2 separate regions of the Homo sapiens genome follow, and region 2 is linked to region 1. The links are chromatin contacts, found by Hi-C or POLR2A ChIA-PET in ENCODE. All regions are on one chromosome and are shown on one strand. The core of a region is the stretch at or near the end of the contact, and the rest is flanking DNA. Distances in the headings are between cores, read along the strand shown.

Evidence for each region. Hi-C counts contacts between places; a loop is a spot of excess contacts on that map. ChIA-PET counts read pairs that join two places held with the same protein, here RNA polymerase II (POLR2A). Pooled maps may share reads with other maps.
Region 2: a pooled map shows a loop between it and region 1 (2.4-fold over the local background). The contact joins two enhancer-like sites. A Hi-C loop is called at or near these places in 6 of 50 pooled maps. POLR2A ChIA-PET finds 5 or more read pairs at or near these places in 2 of 52 experiments (BJ and activated CD4-positive, alpha-beta T cell).

The regions. Positions count from the first base shown.
Region 1 is chr12:28,217,859-28,224,960 of GRCh38, reverse strand. The region is part of intron 1 of CCDC91 (coiled-coil domain containing 91); the gene reads right to left. Among named protein-coding and RNA genes, the nearest start is that of CCDC91, 31 kb to the right of the region's middle. Within about 2 kb of position 1,605, at least 2 of the 41 ENCODE cell types and tissues checked have a DNase peak (open chromatin) inside an H3K27ac peak, as active enhancers do.
Region 2 is chr12:28,538,538-28,545,653 of GRCh38, reverse strand. The region is part of intron 12 of CCDC91 (coiled-coil domain containing 91); the gene reads right to left. Among named protein-coding and RNA genes, the nearest start is that of CCDC91, 350 kb to the right of the region's middle. Within about 2 kb of position 2,218, at least 3 of the 41 ENCODE cell types and tissues checked have a DNase peak (open chromatin) inside an H3K27ac peak, as active enhancers do.

The sequences.
Region 1 (7,102 bases), core at 356-2,855:
AAGTTAGGAGAGATGATCTCTCAAGTCTTATTCCTGGTTATTTCCTAATTAAAAATAATATTCACTTGTTAGCTAGAAAATTTACACAGATTATTTACCGTTGTAATTCTGCGCTAGCCAATTCCTAAAGATCCACTCCAAGACTATGGGCTGTTGACACATTAAGCTTTTTCCTACAAAACTTCACTTTCACAAAAACTTTCACTGTGGCCAGAAATGTGAATAGCATGATGTTACAACTTCTGAAATAACTCAAGAATTTAATTCAATTTCTCTTTAAACCCAAGTTCATTATTAAAGATTTCAGTGTACCTACAGATGCAAACCCTCCCTGTTGGACAGGAAAACGCAAAATGACAAAAACTTAACCACTTTGAGATTCAATTAAAGACAAGATTTCTAACCACTAAGCCTAAATGAGGAAGAAGATGAAAATCAAAGCACAATGAAAAAGCTGGAATCACAAACAAGTCACAAACAGAAATGGAAATTTCTATACAGAGAGAAAGAAAAAGGGAGGAAATACTCCCCCCTATACCAGTATATAAGCCTAGAAGAAATTAAGCCTAAAAGTCTCATGAGTTTCTCTTAAAAACTATTGATTTACACAAAATGGACAAAAATAATTTCCAAAAATAGGTTGATGACAGTAGAAACATGCCCTTTGGGAACCTCAGCTTAATAAATTGTTGGTAAAGCAGACCCAAAATCATATGGGATGACTCTGGATAAAACCCCATGACTTAAGCCAACTGCATTATGACCTGGAGTTGGTTTTTCTCAAAATTATTAATAATGAAAAATACTTACACAGGATACACATGTATTGCCAGGAAAAAAAATGTACTTCTTTGAAACAGTTTTTAAAACAACCAACCACCCACAGAAACCACATGGGCACAAAATGAAACGATTCTGGTCACTGATTTGTGGAGCACTTAAGCATTCCCCAAGTAAAAGACTCCGCTTTAGGCTTTCTGAGACAAGCAGACTATCCATGAAAATACCTGATTTAGAACTACCAAGGAAACACTGCAAACATACCTCCAATGGCCTGAGTTTCAAGAGAAATAATTTTCTCCAAGGAGAATCTTACAGTTTTAAAAGCCTACTTCTTTTAAGAAGACATTTCTTTTCCTCACAGTAAGACTCTAGATAAAGCTTAAAAATTGGCTCTGAAGATAAAATGAATTAAATTAAATCTAACTCAAAAGTGCTTAACGCTACAATAGTATAAGTTAACACCTCCTAAAACTGATTTTGCATCAGTAGCAGCATCACTAATACATTACAATTACTCAATTTATCAAATTACATAATAATAGCCTAGTGAGATATTACATCAGATATAAAATATTGAGGTAAGTTTCAAAAGAGAAAGGAAGAAATATACAGGAGACAATATTGTTTAAGAGACAGTCAAAAGGAGAAAGCAAGAAATGAGTGCCAGGTAGTTGCACCAGAACGCTAGAAGCTAAGTACACTGAACAGGTATAGAGACTCAGAAAAAGGAAGCCAAATGAAACCACAGTCAGGCTAGCATGTAGCATTGCCTAGAGTATAATGCAAAGATGACAAAGAAACTCATTTACATATGGAAATATCAGACAGGTACTAGATATGTTAACAGAAAACAGAAAGTTTACCTTGACCCTCAGCATCACCAACTGTCCACCTACTCCTTTAAGTAAATAAGTAAAGGATTATCTTTAACCATGGCTTATATTGTCCCTACGAGAGATAAGAACACCATAAAACCCAGAAACATGCAAGAGCTGCAAGTTCACCTTTATGTGCAAACACAGGCTTCATCACACTTTCAATTTCCTGCCATATTGCCACTAAAATTGACTAGGTTTTTTCCCCCTCTACTTTGGTTTTATGTAAGGTGCTGACTTCACCCTTGGATAGGCTGGCGAAGCTCACCTTGTCAGACCCTGCATACCCTTAAAGAACACATATAATTTCCAGAAGAAATAAGAAGAATGGAAAAATAGATGAGTTCACAAAAGAAACAATTTTAAATTCTATGTATCTATAGTCTTCAACCTTTAGAGATGATATTACTGGTGGTATTTGTTACCACATATATAAATCCTAAAAAGACCAAAGTACTAAGAGCCACCCAAGTGCAGTTGTAGCTATCTTATATAGTTCCAACACAACGAAAAGGATAATAATGCCAAGGATGAAAAGCCCTAGGATTGTCACCTACTCAGAAAGAATACAGATTTAAAAAATGACCAAATTAGATCCATTTCAGAAAACGAAAAGGGAAATTCTATAACTATACTGAGGATCTCTAACTAACCAAACATAAAATTTGTACACCAAAATTCATTCTATGGTAAAACAACTGTATTCTAAGTAGCAGCTGAATACCATGATTTATTATGGATACAGAAGTAAGAAATGCCTGGTTTTTCAAGGCTTAGTAAAAATAGGAAGTGAGAAGTCTAAAATATAGGAACTACCAAAAAATATAGTACATATCCCTAGTGTATACATTTTATGCAAAGATTTATAGACAGGGTGACAAGATTTACTTTATAAAGTATCATAAAAGATGAACAGAGTAAATGAAAAATTAAAACATATACTTCCTACATATCACCAATAGCTTACTCACAGACATCTCACCAGCACCAGCACCACCACCACCACCGCCACCCCTGTGGTTCTACACTGTGGTTACTTCAAAGTAAAATTATGATAAAGGTTGGAAGGAAATATGAATTACAGTATACAGATAGCATTTAACTTCCAACCAAAGTGGAAACACAGAGACCAGATTTAACCTCTAGTTTCTAAGCAACTAGAAAAATGAACAATAGATGAGAAAAAGCAACTAGAAAACTGAACAAAGGATGTACAAGATGAAATAATGATGTTCAAGTACTGGACAACAGCACAAAATTGTGATTCCCAAAAGAAACGAAACAAAGTTATAACTCCCAAACTTACAAACTGGAGTCAGTTTCCAGGCCAAAGAGTATGGTGGGGGAAGCCAAGTAAAACTGACCTCTCACTGAGCTAAAGGGGCAGAGTTAAGAGTTCACAAAGCAGCTAAAATTTACAAGTCCAAGCATCTGAGAAATAGAGCTCCAGAGAAAGAAAGGTCTTCTCAAGTCTTAAACTGAGTTCTAACCTACATAAACGTGGGAGAAAATTACCCAAGGACAGGAAAAGAACAACAAAAGTGAGTGAACAGATTATCTGGAGTTCACACATAGCTGGCAAGAATTTGTATTCCTATCAGTCAGAGTGGATAAACCTAGTAATATATGGAGCATTCAGCTGAATCCTCAGGAGGGTATCTCCTTAGTAGTGGGGCTGTATTAGACCTAAACAAAAGGCTGCTCTGGAGCCATGCTAACAAATCTTAAAAGTAAGCCTCAAAATAATCCAACTGATTGCTAGTGACATAACAAAGAGTCAGAACAAAATACAAAACTATTTAAAACAACAAAATTCAGCAATCAACAAAAAACAATTCAAAATGCCTGAGATCTAATAAAGAAATAACAGTCATATAAAGAATCAGAAAACTATAACGCATAACCAGGAGAAAAATCACTTGATAGAAACAGACACAGAAATGAGAGAGATGGAGAGAATCAGCGGACATAAAAGCAGCTATTATAAATATGCTTTATAACTTTTAAGAAAGCAGAGAAAAGGTCATGATGATGAGAGGCATGGAAGATATAAAAAAGTTTCAAATGAAACTTACAGAGGAGAACTTTGAAACAAAAAACATAAAAGATGAGATTAACAGCATATTAAACACTGTGGAAGATCATGAAGTTAAAAAAACAGCAATAGTATAACTATTCAAAATAAAGTACAGAGAGGAAAAAATACTGAGAAAAAATGGATAATTTCAAGTGGTCTAAAACATGTGTAACTGGAGGCCCCCAAAAAGGGAAGATACAGAAGAAATTATTTTAAAAGTATGGCTGAAAATTTTCTGAATTTCATGAACACTATAAAACCAGAGACCCAAGAAGCTAAAGAATAGCGAGAAAGAACAAACATAAAGAAATCATACTAATGCGCATCATAATCTAATTACAGAAAACTAATACAAGAGAATATTTGTATTTAGGCCAGAAAAAAAGAACACATTATATACAAAAGAACTAAAATAAGAATAAAAGTAGGCTTATTGCCAGAACCATGTAAAACAGAATATAATGGAGATATGTCTTTCAACTTAAAGAGGAAAAAACACATGGCAGTATAGACTTCTTTGCCCAGAGAAAATACCTTTAAAAATTGAAGAGGAATTTTTTTTTTCAGATAAACAAAGGGTAAGAGAATTATTTGCCACCAGACCTGTACTAAAAGAAATATTGAGGAAATTTCTTCAGGGAGAAGAAAGACAAAAACAGATTGAAATCTGAATCTACACAAAAGAAATTAGGAGTCCCAGAAATAGCAAACAGGTGGGTAAATCTAAAAATTTAAAGATAACTGAATATATAAAGTAATAATTTAAAAAACATATTGTTGGCTTTATAGAATATGTAGAAGTAAATTGCATATCAATACCACAATGAGAGATGAAATAAAAGCATATTGTTGTGAAGTTCTTACACTGTACATAAAACGGAAAAATATTGATAAGTGGACTAATACGTTAAAGATGTATATTGTAGACATTACAGCATTTAATTAATTAATTAATTAATTAGCAAAGATATACACCTAGGAAGTCCATAATCGGTCTAAAATGAAATCATTAAAAGCATCCTCAAACCCAATATAAATCAGTAAAGAAGGAAAAAAGCAGAAGGAAAAAAAGGAAAACAAATAGTAAAATGATATATTTAAACTCAACCATGTAATGATAATTGCATTAAGTGTAAGTGGTCTAAACAACTAAATTTAAAAGCAGACACTGCAGACTGAATGATAAAGCAAGACCCAACTGTATGCCACATACAAAAAAACCACTTTTACTATGAAAACACAAAAGAGATAAAATTAAAGGGTTGAAAAGATACACCATGCAAACATCAATCAAAAGAAAGTTGAAATGTCTATATTCATATTATACAAATTAGAATATTAAAGGGAGAAATTTCATAATGACAGATAAATTAATCAAGATACTATAATATTCAAATGTATACATATCTCCTAAGCTTTGATGAACTGTACACTTAAAAATGGTTACAATGGGGGCCGGGCGCAGTGGCTCACGCCTGTAATCCCAGCACTTTGGGAGGCCAAGGCAGGAGGACCATGAGGTCAGGAGATGAAGACCATCCTGGCTAGCACAGTGAAACCCCGTCTCTACTAAAAAAATACAAAAAATTAGCCAGGTGTGCTGGCAGACACCTGTAGTCCCAGCTACTTGGGAGGCTGAGGCAGAAGAATGGCATGAACCCAGGAGGCAGAGCTTGCAGTGAGCCCAGATCATGCCACTGCACTCCAGCCTGGGTGAAAGAGTGAGACTCCATCTCAAAAAAAAAAAAAAAAAAAAATGGTTACACTGGTAAATTTTGTTATGTATATTTTGCCAAATTTTAAAATTAAAAATGTATACTGTTGAGAATATATAAAAAGGCAAGCCACAGATTGGACTAAAATATTTGACAAACCTATCTGAAAAGGTCTTATATCCAGAATATAAAAAGAAAGCTTACATATAAATAATAAGATAACCTAATTTTTTATTGGTAAAATATTTTAATAGACACTTTATAAAAGATCTAATAATCTCAATTAAGCACATGAAAAGACGTACAACATCATTAGAAATTAGAAAAATGTAAATTAAAACTGAAATGCAGGTACCAGTACAATCTACTAAAATGGCTACTTAAAAAGATTCACAATATCAAGTGTTGGTGAGAATATGGAGCACCTAGAATTCTCATGTAACCTAGTGAGAATGTAAACTGATACAGCCACTTTGGAAAAGTTTGGCAATTGTGTATAATGTTAAACATACACTTGCCACACAACCCAAGAATTCTACTCCAAGCTATTGACCTAAGAGAAAACATATGTCCACATAAAGACCTGTCAGAGAATGTTTAAAACTAGAAACAATTCAAATGTGTATCAACTAGTATATGGATAAAGGAATAATGGTACATCCATACAATGTTACTCAGCAATTACAACGAACAAACCTATTTATATATGCAACAATATGAAAGAATCTTCATTACACCAAGTCAAAGAAACCAAATACGTACACACACACATACATACATACACACACACACACACACACACACACACACAAACATCTGCAATGTTCCTTTTATATTAAATTCTTGAAAAGGCAAAACTTCAGTGACCAAAAGCAAATCAGTGGTTGCCAGGGACCAGAGGTGGTGGGACGGGGTCTAGTCTTATGAGGCACAAGGGAACATTCTGCAGTGATTAAATATTCCATATAATATGGTAGTGGTTTCTCATATGTAAATATTTGTCAAAGTCATCAAATTACATACTTAATATTGGTGATTTTTTTTTTTAATTTTGTCTTCCAGCTTGAGGAGTTATTGGTGATTTTAATTGTTTATACACCTAAATTTAAAATGATTTTTAAATCACTATGATATACAGAAAGAAGTAATGAAAACGAGCTTTCTATTAGAGACTTTTATCACAGCCTCTATGCTTGTCACTAGTGCTAAATCCCTTCCTCTAGCAGGAATGGGAGTAGAAAGATCACAGTAGACCAACAGTCGAATGCGCATTCCCTTGAAAGCCCAGAGAAAAAGATTATCTCTTAGGCAGAACTACAGTAGCTACCAAAATCAAAAGGGGAAAGGAGTAAGATATTAGGGGAAAAAGATGTGCAATGTGTATGTAAAGTGTCTCAGGCAAGTAAGCTTAAAAAAAGGATATCTAAAGGGATCAAACACGGAGGATGGAGGAAGTGAGAACAGAGCAAGGAGTCACCAAACTAGAAAATGAATGAGACTGGAACAGGAGGGGACAGTTATAATAGGTAAACAGGAAGACAACCTTAGATGATAAGTAAGAAAAGGATGTCACCTACATCAAGATTTTTTAAGCTCTCTACAGTAAACCAGGCTGCCACGGATAGTGAAAGTTATCAGGTTCTTCCAAATTA
Region 2 (7,116 bases), core at 969-3,468, 320 kb before region 1:
CAAGGCTCACTTCACATCTTTACCACTCCCTCCCCAGAGCACTCTGAAAGTAAGAATCCTTTAAATAAACAGGAGCACAATACTTTAAGAAGCAACAAGGCGAACCGATACTGTATGAGGAGGAAAACAGAGATTGGGCCATCACAAAGCTGAGCTTCCACTTTTGTGGGTCCTTCTTGGGCATAGTACATAGATCATGGCTGTGGGATGGAACACATACAACCTTTCTCTTATAAGGATGTTGAATTCCTCTCTTTGAAACAAATACATCAAACTGATGTTCTTGGCAAATTCCTGAATTTCAACAGTTACTGTTTTATTAGGCATGACCTTCTTATCCTTTATTGAGGCGAGAAGAATTTTGGCAAAATATTCACCTTTTTTGCTCCTTAAGGTATGGGACTTAGTTCTGTATTTGTGGCTTTCATTTCAAAGTGAATCAAAGATTTGTATTCTGTGACATAGTAATGAAAAATATTATGTCCAGAGTAGTGGTGGCAAATATTTTTTTGATATGGGGTTAAAAATCTCTTCATAATAGAGTAGCTCTAACCGATTTGTTTTCTCTTCCATTTTCTGTTGCTTTAATTTCTATTCAGCTCTTACACATATCTGAAAAATCTGGAAATTCTGAAGTTTCTGAAATAGACAACTAGGCTTCAGTTTGCTGGTATAACTGCTGAAAGCCTTTTAGAAGCATACTACTTACTAAAATTTTTAATTTTATTAAGCTTGTGGGGGGAAATAGCATGTCTTCTTAATAATTTCATGTATTAGATTTACCCTTTCATGAGTGTTTCATGCCATTGCAAAAGTAAAAGAAAAATAAAACATCTCTTGACCTTAGCTTTTTATTTGCCAGTCATTAAAATGCAATATGATGGTGAATTTACATTGGTCTAAAGTGCAACATTCAAAGTCAATTACAAACACATCTGGCTTATTTTAATTGGACTGTTTATTAAGAAGACTGTTCACATCCAAAAAGATATAATTCATTGTTTTGAAATATATATATGTGTGTATGTGTATGTGTGTGTGTGTGTCAAATACACATAGTACTAATTGCACTTTCAATGTTTTGAGCTTCTACCAACAAAATACACTAAGAAATGTGAACATGTTACATCTACCTTTATCAATGTTACTTTTCCAACTTACACTCCTACATATTTTAAATTAATGCTTAAAAATGACTTCATTTTTCCAAAGAGCTAGGATGGCTATCCAGCAAATCCACTCATGGGTAAAGTGACTAGAGAAGACCACTTAGAGAAGGTGGTAATTAAGAGACTTGAAAAGAGACAAGAAGGGAGCTATCTAAAAACATGGGGAAAGAAATTCTCAAGGTAGCTGGAAACACAAGGAAAAAACTCCAAAAGGGGGGTGCAGACTTGGTTTGATGGAGAACTGGTAAGAAATCCATTAAGATTGGAGCAAAATTACCAAGGAGGAGACTGGTAGGGGAGGAGATCAGAGAAGTAGATGGAGGCCAGAGCATAAAGGGCCCTAAAGGTTTGCAGTTTGATGGGAAGACATTGGAGAGTTTTCAGCAGGAGTATGACCATGCTTTGTTTGAAAAATATCGTACAAATTATTACGTGGAAAACAGACTGTAGCGGGACAAGAGTGGAAGAAGAAAAGCCAGCTAGGAGACTTTCAGTCTGGAAAAGATATAAATTTGACCAGAATATTGGCAATGGTGGCTTAAGAACAGTTCAGGTTTAGGATTTTAAGACAGGACCAACTTGAGTTGCTGATGGATTGGAAGTATAGATGAAAGGAAAAGAGAAATAAAAGGCGATTCTTTGAATAATAGTGTCCTATCCTGAGATATGATAGACTGGAGCTGGAGTGAGTTGGCCAGAGGAAAACTGTTTTGTTTCAGACATGATAAATTTGTCTAATCTCATCAGACATGTTGGAGATGTCAGATATAGGGGTCTGCAGTTCAGGGGAGATATCAGGCCTTGAAATAAAAACGTGGACGTCATCTCCATATAGAAGGCATTTAAAGCACAGATAAAAATATTTAGGGAATGAAAGTGGATAAAAGAGAAAAGGTTACAGGACTAAGTCCTGGGACACTCGGGGATGTCCAAGGAAGAGAATACAGTCATGGGTTCTTAGTTTCTGTTTCTGATTGGGCCAGTAAAGTCCCTTCCCCATCGCTCTTTTCTGCTTATCACTAGAAACAGAAACTAAAAACCACGGCTTCAAGCTGCTAAAAACCTAAAGCAAAACAAAACAGAACAAAAACAACAAAATAAGGCGGGTTGCACAAGCTTGCTAGCACATGATCTTGTAAGAGAACAGTGGGATATTCGATTCAACAGATAATTATTGTAATGGGTTGAATTGTGTCCCCCAAAAAGATATGTTCAAGTCCTACCCCCACACTTGTGAATGTGAGCTTATTTGGAAATAGGGTTTTTGCTGATGTAATTAAGATGTAAACTGAGATGGGCTCTTACTGGATTAGGGTAGGGCTTCAATCCAATCACTAGTGTCTTTACACGAAGAGAAACAGAGACACAGATACAAAGGAGAAGTCTATGTGAAGATGGAGGCCGAATCACTAGAAGCTAAGACAGAGGCATGGAACAGACTTCCTTAGAGCCTTTGAGAGCATGGCCCTGATGACATCTTGATTTGGGGCTTCTGGCCTACAGAATTGTGAGAAAATAAATTTATCTTGTTTCAAGCCCCTCAGTTTGTTGTAAATTGCCACAGTAGCCCTAGGAAACAAACAGTTATTTTCCAGATTGTTAAGGTCCTCATATATCAGAGTAGTGTTTCTTACAACGTGTTCCACAAAATGCCATTTCTGTACAGCATGTGTCCTGCTTATTAAAAATAAAAAAAATACCTTTAAGTCAAGTAAGTTTGGGAAATGGAGGATTAAAAATGTTCACTTTCTATGAACTTCTCAGAATCACTGAAAGAGACTCTGAACCAATTTCAGGATAATAGTTTTATATAAAATACATGTTAAGAATAATTTGGACTCTAAAATATTCAACATAATCTGGCCAGTGGTTTGAACTAACGCAGTGCTGGGTGCCTTAACTTTGAACGTCAGAAAATTTAGGCCTAACCTCTTCACCACAACATTCAAAGCCATCATTCGCATTCCATGAAGACTTCAAATCAGAGTTCCTGTCTCCTATTCTTTGAGAATACTTCTTGACTTTAGAGTATATTCCACATCTATCTATTTAGATAGTTCAAAAATGTCAACATATAAAGAAGCTGTGTAACTTCCCAGCATGCACAAGATGAATTACAGATGCTCTTTTAGAGCATGAAAAATGGGTATAAAGAGTCTTAAAACCTTTTGACCACAACTAAAGAACTATTTTTTTCTTTTGTTTTAAAGATGCCTGGTAAGTAAATTCTCTGTTTTGAGTCATCTAAAGTAAGTTCATCGTATTTGCATAGTTCTGTCTTTTTACCCCAAACTACCAAATAATCCACTGGGAAATGGAAATACTCATTTTTGCTCTTCAAGAAATCATCTGGGCAGAATCTACTATAACTTTCCATATGTAAAGTTTAATGAATTTGAAAAGAAAATAATTCTGGTAACAACTGTTTCCAACAATTTCCAAAGAAAATCTAAAAATTTCCAAAACAACTTAAAAAACAAAAGCCATAGATTTAGAATTTTAGAGAAAAGCAAAGGTGGATAATATTGTATAGTAGCTGCACAGAAATCCTATCTTGGGGTTCTGATCCATAAGGCTATATTTACATATTAATAAATATGTTCCACATCCTACTTTATAGAGTTCAATGGTAAATAAACAATTTATCTCAAATATAAGATGAATTGATTCCGGCAAGGCAGGCTAACTTATCTTAATATAACAGGCCACATAAAGTTTTTCAACCTAATTTGATTACATGCTCCAAAACAATGAAAAACCTTTTCCTATATCTTTTTTTTCAAGATCATGATATAATAAAAATATTACAATCTGTTGGATAGTCTTTTCTAAATTAAATTAACATAGGGATCCCAAATATATCATTTAGGTTACTGCTGAAGTAACAAACACAACTTCTGCTGTATTTTTATCAATTCAACTTTTATAGATTTTAGCAATCCTATTGTTTCAATCTAAAGAACAATATCTGTCAATTACTATGTATCCTTCCTTTTGTTTTGACCTTTAACAATTTAAACCTAATATTAGCAGAAGTTAGATGACCTTTAAGTTCTTGTCTTCCTATACTATCTTTAAATTCTCAAATGATTGATATTTCACTTTGTGTTTCAATCTACAGAAACAAGCAAGAGAGACTGTCCACAAGTCTTATTCTTTTCTTTGCACACACATATGGAAACTTACTTTATATTACATGACAAATAATCCTATAATGCTAGATTAAGTCTGACCTTTTCTTGTTTTAACTGTTAATACTTGTTGATTGGTAGTACTTGCTCCCTGCTATGCACAGGTGACCTCTTTATGTGCTGTATTAGTTATCTATCGGTGTGCAACAAAGCATCCCAAAACCTAGTGGCTTAAAATGAAAAGCAACAAATATTTATCATCTCACAGTTTCTATGGGTCAAGAAACTGGGCACTGTTACAGGAGTGCCTCTGGGTCATGTTCTTTACTGAAGTTGTAATCAAGTTGTAGGCTAGGACTCTAGTCATCTCAAAGTTCAACTGGGGAAGGATCTGCTTCCAAACCCACTCAGTAGCTGTTGAGAGGCCTCAAAATATCCAGCTCCAATCTAGCCCATGTGAGCCTCTCCATAAGGCTGCCTAATGAGATGGCAGCTGGTTTCCCCCAAAATAAGCAATCCAAGAGAATATGAAAGAAAGCAAGAGTGCACCATGAGAGTGAGAGAGCACTCAAGACAGAAGCCACAATCTTTTAATAGCCCAATCTCACTCAGTCCAGCCGAGACTCAAAGGCAGGGGATTAATAAGGACAAAGTACCATTGGAGACATCTACAATGTATTATCAAATTTTTATTCTCTTGGTAACTGTATGAATGAAGCCACTAAGGCTTAGCGAAGTTATGACTTGCCCAAGTAGCAGGGCTAGGACTGAAATCCAGGTGCATATGACACCCAAATCTATTCTTTAAACCACAATACTACGCTGCCTTCTCAGATAAGAACTTCAGTTATGGCTAGAGGCCTTGGCACAATATCTGTTTTGCTGTAAATATGCAGGAGTTTCTTGCATTGCATTACACTAATGCAAAAACCTGTCAAGGTGCCAAAAGCCCTGTAGATGCAGTCATTAAACCATGTAATTATCTTCTCTTAATATACAGTAGATTCAGACAGATTTCTTTATAGCAATATACAAATGGTTCCCTGAAAATGCAACAGAAGCATTTAAAAAAGCCTGGCACATTAAATACATCATATAAAAAATCCTTGCCTTAAAGAATCTGTAACCTCGGTGGCTATGTATGAAAACAACAGACTACTTACTACTTTCTAGGTTCATGATGCAATAAAGGAGAAACACGCATAAAGACAATGTGGGGTACAAATCTCACCTTGTGCTACCTGCTAGGCTTGTACAATCTTTGCCTGCTTACTTTCATATTTCCACTACTGATAAAACTGGCTAACTACACAAGTGAAAGCTGCCTGATTCCCACTAGGAATTCTAATCCCCTGGTATTCAAAATTAAACCAAGGTAACAAAGCACCACTTAATTAAATGAAAGTTACTGTGAACAGACTTTTTCTCTCTTTTTACATAAAAAGAGCTGCTCTTCCTCATCATTCAGGATTTTACAGTGATGAATCACTGAAGTCTTAAACAAACAAACAAAAATAATACCATCTATCTGGCACATTTTAAAACAGATTTATCCTACTGAGGGAACCAAGCAGGAAAACGCCCTCCTTGTCGGTACTCTTAAAATCACTGCTGCCTCCCACCTGGATCTAAGAATGTAAGAAAATCCTAACATCCCTACTTCTTGTAAACAAGTAAAGGAGATTTTCTTTCAGTTAAGAAAGCTAAACTGGGATGTTATTGCCTAAAAATGGCAATAGCACCTTCTCAAACAGATGTTGAAAAATAACACTAAACACCTATCCTAAGCCAAAAGAACAAAGCTGGAGGCATCATGCTACCTGACTTCAAACTATACTACAAGGCTACAGTAACCAAAACAGCATGGTACTGGTACCAAAACAGAGATATAGACCAATGGAACAGAACAGAGCCCTCAGAAATAATGCCACTTATCTACAACTATCTGATCTTTGACAAACCTGACAAAAACAAGAAATGGGGAAACGATTCCCTATTTAATAAATGGTGCTGGGAAAACTGGCTAGCCAAATGTAGAAAGCTGAAACTGGATCCCTTCCTTACACCTTCTACAAAAATTAATTCAAGATGGATTAAAGACTTAAACGTTAGACCTAAAACCATAAAAACCCTAGAAGAAAACCTAGGCAATACCATTCAGGACATAGGCATGGCAAGGACTTCATGTCTAAAACACCAAAAGCAATGGCAACAAAAGCCAAAATTGACAAATGGGATCTTATTCAACTGAAGAGCTTCTGCACAGCAAAAGAAACTACCATCAGAGTGAACAGGCAACCTACAGAATGGGAGAAAATTTTTGCAACCTACTCATCTGACAAAGGGCTAATATCCAGCATCTACAAAGAACTCAAACAAATTTACAAGAAAAAAACAAACAACCCCATCAAAAAGTGGGCGAAGGATGTCAACAGACGCTTCTCAAAAGAAGACATTTATGCAGCCAAAAGACACATGAAAATATGCTCATCATCACTGGCCATCAGAGAAATGCAAATCAAAACCACAATGAGATACCATCTCACACCAGTTAGAATGGCAATCATTAAAAAGTCAGGAAACAAGAGGTGCTGGAGAGGATGTGGAGAAATAGGAATACTTTTACACTGTTGGTGGGACTGTAAACTAGTTCAACCATTGTGGAAGTCAGTGTGGCAATTCCTCAGGGATCTTTAACTAGAAACAGCATTTGACCCAGCCATCCCATTACTGGGTATATACCCAGACGATTATAAATCATGCTGCTATAAAGACACATGCACATGTATGTTTATTGTGGCACTATTCACAATAGC